Regions from separate parts of the Mus musculus genome. Here region 1 is linked to region 2. A link is a loop called in an ENCODE intact Hi-C map of the cell type or tissue named here. Cell type or tissue: left cerebral cortex. All regions are shown on one strand. Each heading gives the region's core, and the rest is flanking DNA. Links, peaks and the distances in the headings are about the cores only.

The links. Hi-C counts contacts between places; a loop is a spot of excess contacts. Peaks named below come from ENCODE experiments on the same cell type or tissue, not always from the same donor. Only the 100,000 strongest peaks of a DNase experiment are listed, where the experiment ranks them.
Region 1: a loop joins it to region 2, with 4 times the contacts of the local background. A loop is called at or near these places in 1 of 42 quality-filtered maps.

What each region holds. Positions count from the first base shown.
Region 1 is chr15:12,737,933-12,741,890 of GRCm38, forward strand. Pdzd2 (PDZ domain containing 2) reads right to left here and starts at 1,960. Exons shown (of 26, transcript NM_001081064.2): 1 at 1,685-1,960. In left cerebral cortex, for the core only: a CTCF peak has its summit at 2,239; DNase peaks (open chromatin) are centred at 1,460 and 2,117; H3K4me3 peaks cover 1,931 bases; H3K27ac peaks cover 1,273 bases.
Region 2 is chr15:12,203,429-12,207,386 of GRCm38, forward strand. It overlaps Mtmr12 (myotubularin related protein 12), which reads left to right and starts at 1,600. Exons shown (of 16, transcript NM_172958.4): 1 at 1,600-1,851. The coding sequence starts at 1,771. In left cerebral cortex, for the core only: a CTCF peak has its summit at 1,616; DNase peaks (open chromatin) are centred at 1,504, 2,238, 2,620 and 2,912; H3K4me3 peaks cover 2,124 bases; H3K27ac peaks cover 1,714 bases.

The sequences.
Region 1 (3,958 bases), core at 778-3,277, 530 kb after region 2:
TACCCCTAAGATGTTTTATTTGGAACTTACTTAAATTTAGCAATTTAATCATACCTTCATTCCTTCACCCACTAAGCATAGAGAATTTACTCTAAAGCCAGAGGGCTCTAGCTTGTATCATCGCTATAAAGAGACATCTCTCCTGCTACACTGAAACGCTTGCCAGCAGGGACAGAGTCTCTTTACTCTGTGCACTTCCCTTGGAAGCCCTAGACCCAGCAAACCACAGGTGCTCCAAATGATTGAAATGAATAGAGGAATTATCATACGTTTCCTTAAATAGTAAACTGCCGTAAGTGCATCCAAAATCAATTTCAATGATAGATGTAAAGCGCCATTCAATATCCTTTTTCTTTTTCTAGGCGGTTATTAACTATGCCAAGGGGATGCATTTATATACCTCACATGGTTCTGATTTTTTTCCCAACACCTACCAGCCCTGCTACTCCTACCCGGTAACACACCACACAAGCTCACACCACGGTGTAGCTTTTATAGTAGCAGCAGTTCCTGGCTCATCCAAATAGAAGAAGAAATTCATGGAGCTAGAACAACCACCCACAGCCAGGGGTGTGCTCTGAGAGATTTTATTCCGCCCTCACAAGCAGTCCTCCCACACCACACCTGCCAGCGTGTACCTACCTGGCTCCCACCCAGAAGGCACGGGCCAGAAAAAGCTGACCCAGTAGAAACAGTCGAGACCCTATCGCCCAAGCCTGGAGCAGAGATGAATGTGGGAGGTTCCTCCCCCCCCCCCCCCCCAAGAGAAGTGCTGTGAAGATTCAGGGGTGTGTCTGCAAGAGAAACTCACTTTCTTTGGTCACTCCACAACCACTTAACCTTCAGGAGCTTCATTGTGACTTGTCAAGCAAAACCCATGGAAGAGGCAAGCCCCAGCTCAGGCCTCCACAATGCCCAAATCTCCAGTATATGCCTGGACTCTGGAATGCCCCAGTGTCCGACTTTCCAGTGTTTGCCACCAGCACATGCCAGACCTGGTGTGACTCCAGGGTCCCTTATCAAGAGCTATGCAGAGAGCAGGGCTGCTGAAGGGCCGCTGGTAAACTTCTGTCCAGGGTCCTAGATGCTCCCCCCACCACAATTCAGTCTTGTGCTTCATTGGGAAAGGCGGGCAGGTGGTTTTTTTTTTGGGGGGGGGGACTTCAGGAAGAAATACTTTCCTACTGGAACATCCCTTATCTCCCTGGCAGATGACATTAAACCCCCAAAGATGCCCTTGCTCTTCATGCGGACTCTTTCTCGCGCCACTTAGTGGGCAGGGGGGTTAGCGAGAGATGAAGCGCGGGAGGATGGTCCTTAAAACAGTAACTGGCTAAGGTAGAGAGACAAACCAACACACTGGGATAAGGATTCTTGGCCCGATTTAGGCGTCCCAGGCAAGGCGCCTCCGGTTATCCCGCTGTCTCCATCTCGCTCCGCCCAACCTCTCTCCTCCACTGTGCCCCTCTTACCTCCCACTAGAAGGAAGAGGAGTTTGCGCCACCTAACGCGGGGACCCACTTGGGTGCCCTCACTCGCCTCTTTGCTTGAACTGGGATCCCCACACCCGATTGTCACTGAACTTTCTCCAGCGCACACCGTCTTGGGGTTATCGAGCTCAGCTACCCCGCTAGCCCACCCGAAGCCCCACCCCCGTCGCGGCTGCGGCGCCAGGTCTCTTCACCTGTTCGCGGATCGGCGGAGGCTCGAGCCGCTCCTGGAGCGTCCAGACTCAGGCGCCGCCCGGCGGTGCCGGCGCAGCTACCGCCGCCCCTGCCACCACCACCACCGGTGCTGTTGCCGCGCCTGCCGGGAGAAGCCGCGCCGCAGGGGTTTGCTGGTTGCCGCCGGAGGCGCGATCCCGAGCGTCTTGCGATCGGTGGGGCGCTTGGAGGGCGCCCGCCGCAGCCGCCCCGCCGCGTCCCACTGCCCGCCGCTAGTACGCACTGGCGCTGGGAGTGAGCTTCTCGCTGCGCAGCGCAGGGATGCTCCGAGCCTCCAGAATGGGCGGGGATTCCTTCCCTCTGCTGGATCCGAGGGGCGGGAACTACCTTCCCGGAGTGACAGGCCCAGGGGGCGGGGATTCCCCTGCAGGAATGACAAGGTGGGCGGGGATTCCCCCGAGCAAGCCCCTGAGCGGGGAGGACCGCTCTCCCAGGGAAACAGCAGTCCTAGTGCGCCGGCTTCCTGGGGATCCTGGGAGGAACCGATCCAGGGAGACTGCGGCTCAGAAACGCCATGTAGGCAGGGCTTGGGGCGCCATCTAGGTGGAAGAACTAGAGCTAGGAGGTTTAATTTCCTTTTGCATAGCACTTAACATAGCACATAGCGGAGAAAAATGTCAATTGCCTTATCAGAGATTGGGTGGGGAGGCCCAGGGAGACCGGAGAAAAGCCAACCATCCATCCACTGGCCTCTGGTCCTTAGGATACTTAATATAGTCTTGGTATGAGCATTCCTCGGGAGAGAGAACCTCTTTGCGTCTTAAGAACCTCAGAGCTGTTAATCCTTCAATTAAGCCGCTAGAGGAAATTCCATGGGCCCCAGGATGGAGGATTTGGACGTTGTGAACCTCCTTCTGAGTGAACCTCAAGAGCTAAGGCCAACTGCCCTTCGTTTTATTCCAGGTCACTGGGAAAACGGGAGCCTCTAGCTTTTTGGATGCTTCATCCCACAGATTTTCAGGAAGTCTTCAAATATTTTTGGTTCCCTTTTTTTTTTTTTTTTTTTTTTTGTCATCCTTGTCATTCTGCCTACCACAGGGAGAGGACGATAAGAACATAATAGGGAGACCGCACGGCTCTGCAAATTAAGCTCTCTTGAGAGGAAAAAGCTGGTCTTTTTCAAGTGCTGGCAGATAAGGGTAAAAACATAGGAAAAATTACAAACCTCGGGATCATGAGTTGGTGAATAATGCTTTTGACATTTTCTGCAGAACAGTAATTGGAAATCTTTTGCTTTGAGGGAGGTGAGGATACGTTGGAGCATGGCTAGGCTCTAGATTTGCCCAGCAAAGCATTAAGAGCTGCTCTCTTGGAAGAGCAGCTACGTCACCTGCAGCCCTCATGGAGTGTCCCTCAGCACCAGAGACCAGAGTAGACCCAAGGCGTTTCTAGATAGTATTTTCAGCAAGTGTTGGGGTTCTTGGATTCAGCTTTTCCTTGGCGTTTATAATTCCCAATCCACAGAGATCAATGTCTATACAAATCCAGGCCTGGGTATTATAAACGGCAGTCTTCACCGCCTGAAAGCTTCTCCTCCTGTCTATAGAGAAAACCCTTACCATGCAGAACGGAGCAGTGGATTGTTCTGTGTAGCGCTTAGGAGGTGTTCAATGAAATAGGCACCATTGCCTAGAAAGGTGTTATTAGGATGCCACTAAAAATCCTCCCACAATTATGCAGTGCTATCTGTTTGTTCAGCGATCCCAGGCTCAGCTGCCACCACCCCCTCCCAATCTCAGGAGCCATGAAGAGGCCACCTGTGTCTTTTAAGCCTCTGTACTCCCCACCTGGCACAGCGCTGCTATGCATCCAGCTCGCAACTGAATATGCAAATGGTCACCACTCCAAAGGTTCTCATTGCTCCCTCTCACTCAGCCGGTTCCAGTCCTTCCAGCCCGCTCTGTGCTCCAACAAGAAGAGTGTTTCTTTTGTCAGAAGGACACTCTCCCTTTCCAGGCTCTACTGAGATCCCTCACAACACAAGCATCAGGTGCCCTCTTCCTCCTCATCTGCTACAAAAGTAGCACTTCATTCATGACAACAGAGCCCTTCCCAGGTGTGCTAAGTTGAGGAGCTGGGAGTACGTGGAAGCAAAAAACAGATCTTAGGATGTTTCTAAAGTTCAGTGCATCATGGTGTCCAGTCAAATAGCCAGCCTCTCTAAAACACGAACAAAAGCAAAGCGAGCTACTACTAGTGTGTTGGGGAGACGACTCACTTGCCATGCAATCGTA
Region 2 (3,958 bases), core at 613-3,112:
CTGATCCCATTACAGATGGTTGTGAGTCACCATGTAGTTGCCGGGACTTGAACTCAGGACCTCTGGAAGAGCCATCAATGCTCTTAACCACTGAGCCAACTCTCCAGCCCAGAATGGTGACACATTCTTGCTGAGTTCTCTCAATGGGGGAGGGTTAGCCAGAACCCTCTGATCTCATAAGGGCATTCCTTCAAGGCTCAATAATCTCCAAGTCCACTTCTTCCTCACAGTATCACATGGGGGAGGGGGACGGACACAATCAGAAGAGGGTGGCAAACCAGCTGGTTTTTTGGTATTTAAAACGTTTCTTTTGTTGGCTCCCATTCCTGGGAAGTGTACAGACCCAGAGACAGTGTCAAGTTTTCAGAGTCGTATTACAACAGGGCTTGACCTTCAGCAGATGTTAAAGATCAGGGTGATCTAGTAACACTTAACGTTAGCTTGACGGCCGGCAGAAAGGGACATTTGCTTGGTGAATTTCTATCAAAAGCCAGCATTTCTGTTTATGGGTTGGGTCAGATCCTGGAAACAAAAGCAACAGAATCTGTCTGGCATATCGGAATCAGAGAGGTCACCTCTCCTTCCTGGGAACCAACGTGGAAAAGCACAGTTAATTGCTAGGTTTTGAGAGGAAGGTCTTATTTGTGATCTAGGTTGCCTGGGGACTTCCTAAGTAGTCCGAGCTGGCCACAAATTCACTATCTTTCTGTCTGGCCTTCCAGGTGCTGGAATAGCAGGTGTGCACTAACCACCCTTCCGTGTCACTTGTAGTACTTAGTTGGGAATTTTAAAAGAAATACAAGGGGGTGGTGCAGTTGGTCAGACTAAGGCATAGCAAGGTGCCTGACACTTGAAAAATTAACTGCAAATGTTTATTGGCTTTTCACAGTAGATGGAACAACTTCGGGTGAGCTGCATCGTATCTTATTCTTCTAACACAATGCTCCACAGGGAGAATTCAATTTGGTCTTGCTCACGCGAGGCAAGTGCCCCAAAGGTGGAATTCAAATGAATAGAAATGAATAGTGTGTGTGTGTGTGTGTGTGTGTGTGTGTGTGTTTTATTTGCTATCTTGGCTTAATATGAGAGGTTTGTCGATAACTTGGGAGAGCAGATAAGTCTTAAGGGCTTTTGATATCTTACCAGTTAGAAACCAAGCGACAAACAAAAGAAGTTTGAAGTTGAACACAACATTTTACGTCACTTTAGTCAGTTCCTATCCGCTCTGTCTCTCTTCATTCGTCTAAAGTCTGAACGTCGTCGGTGTGGTTTTGAAGCTTCTGCGGAGGCATTCTGTTCAGCAAGCTGAATTTCAAAGCTGCTGGCCAGTAAAAGAAGCAAAATGGGTAGAACGACTTGCCCGCAACAACTTAGCGACGGCAGGACCATTGGGCAAATGGCGACATTCTCGCTAGCCAATCGTGGGGAAGCCCGGAGAGAACGCTCTCCGCATTGGCTAGAGCAAATACCTCGGCCAACAAGGGGTGGGCGTGGCCAGTCCCATGCTGTGGGCGGGACCTCAGCCGGAGCAGAGCGAGCGGCGGTGGGCGTGTCCCACGGTCGCTAGGCGGGGCGCGTGGCCTGGGCGGAGCGAACGGTGTCAGCGGCGGAGCCGGATGCGGGCGGTACTGCTGCCGCCGCCGCGGCCCTAGGGATGGGCGGAGCCCCGGCCGCTGGTGCTGGTGGCCGCCGCCGCTGCCGGAACCTGAGCCGGAGCCGCCGCCTCTGCTGTCGCCGCGCTTCGGCTTCGTTGCTTCGCAAGGCGGCGGGATGCTGGGGAAAGGGGGAGTCGGCGGTGGCGGCGGCACCAAGGCGCCCAAGCCCTCCTTCGTGTCGTACGTACGCCCTGAGGTGAGAGTGCGCCGGGCGAGCGCGGCGGCGGGTGGAGCGGCCGGGGCAGGGGCGCTTCCTGCCGGGGTGCCGGGCGGGGCGCTCTGGGGCCTCCCGGGCTGGCCGCGGCCCGGACCCCTGCGGCAGGCCGGGCAGGTGCTGGGGCAGGGCCCTGTCGCTCGCCACCGCGCCTGTGGGCGGGAGCCGGAGCCCGGGAGGTCCGGCGGCTCCGGCGCCCCAGGTATCCGGGAAGGGAAGAGAAAGCTTGCGTGGTCGGGAACCCGACGGGGTTCCCCCGGCAGCCCGCAGCCCGGTGTGTGTGCTCTGCCCGGGACTTTTCTCCGCGAGTCCTGAGAGTTCGTCTCTGTCGCGGGTGGTGCACTGCTTTGCGTCCGCGCTGCTGTATGTGGGTCGGCCTTGGCCTCTTTCGGTGTCTGCCCAGAGCATCCTCCTCCCGCTTCTTCCCATTTCATCTCCCCCCTTCCAAACTGCAATTCTAGTCGAGAAGTGCATTCACTCGGGAAATACTTTCTGCGCTCCTACTGTGTGCCAGGTACGATCCTGGAAAGCTTGTGCTAAGTATCAGTGAACAGAACAAAGATCGAGCTCCTTGGGAGCTTATGTAAAAAGAAACAAACAGTCAACGATATGCGATTATTAATTGTATAGTACTTAGAAGATGGTGGGGACAAGGAATCCTTTCATTCTTGCAAAGGTGGTATTTCAGTCAGGACGTTAGAGGACGTTAGGTCTAGGTAAGGAGTCCTGGACGGCCCCAGGGAAGGCTGCCAGTTCTGGAGTTCCGTGAATGAGGAGGACATTGAAGAGATCAGAACTAGAGCATGTTGAAGACTTCTGGAGCAGTCGTTCCTTACCTTTTAGTAGACTCCTTCTCATTTTCGATTTGTGAAAGTTGTGTGCGGTTTTTTTTTTCCCTGCTTTTGCAATTTTGTTTGTTTGTCTCTCGATTATGTAGCCTGGCTGTGCTGGAACTCACTATGTAGAGCAGTCTGGCCTCGAAGTCACAGAGCTCTGCTTGCCTCTGCCTCCCGAATGCTAGAACTCAAGGTAGTACGACCATGCCTAGCTTCTGCAATCTGTCTGTGTGCAGGTAGATGCTCTACCAAATTTACTGCCTCCAAATGTCTTCCCACTTCTCACTTGCTAAGGTGGAAAACAGGTGGGCCTGAAATGAGATATCAGAGACCTGGGGCCTGCAGCATTTGCATGTGTGTCTTGAAATCAAGGCATCTAGTGGAGAGTACTAAAATGGAACCTATTTTCAGTCGTAATTTTCAAATAAAAACCACTTCCTCTGTCAGAACTTGATATGGAGAGACAGGGTCACCTTACATTTCACCCTGTAGTCCATAGAGGTAATGTGGTCAGGTTCTCTTTGTCTTTCTTTGATAGCACCCTAGTTGAACGCTAACTGCCTTTGACCTTTAACCTTTAACCTTTCTCATTTAGTGAGAGTAAACTGCAAGTGAAGAGTCTTCTGAAGTCTGGCCAGAGTTCAAGAGTGCGCCAGTCCTTCATCTGACTGTGCAGTTTTTGCCATCAGCGCTGCTCTGTCTCCCTTGAGAGGCAGTAGGGAAAGTGGTAGCTCAGCTCACTGGACTCATGGCTTTGGGGTCTTCTTAGAGGGCAGCTTTGTGTTTTTGTGTCTAAGACCGTGCTGTGAGGATGCTGTGCGTCTTTGTTGTAGTTGGTACTGGCTAAGATTCTCTATTCAACTGTGCATGGTTTATTAAAAGACAATGGTGGGAGGAGGTGAGAAAACAGCTTATTTTTAAGTAGATGGCTTCACTAGCCATCACATTTCCGGAAATGGACAAGCAGCACTGAGATGTTGCTTGCGTGTGACCCAGAGCCCTGAGTCTGATACCTTTCTGGGTCACCTTGGGAGAGCCTCAGAGCACTTTTATGAAGACTGGCATCCACTATTTTTACTCTTCTTCATCTTTGATTGTACTATCTGCCTGCCTTGTGTGTCCTGCGGGTGGTGTGGTGTGTGTGTGTTTTATTTTGGGTGTTTAGCTATCCCACTCTGAACCATACCACTCTGTAGAGACCCATTGTCACCTGACACCCCTTTTCCCTGCATGCAGTTCTGGAGAGAGAACAC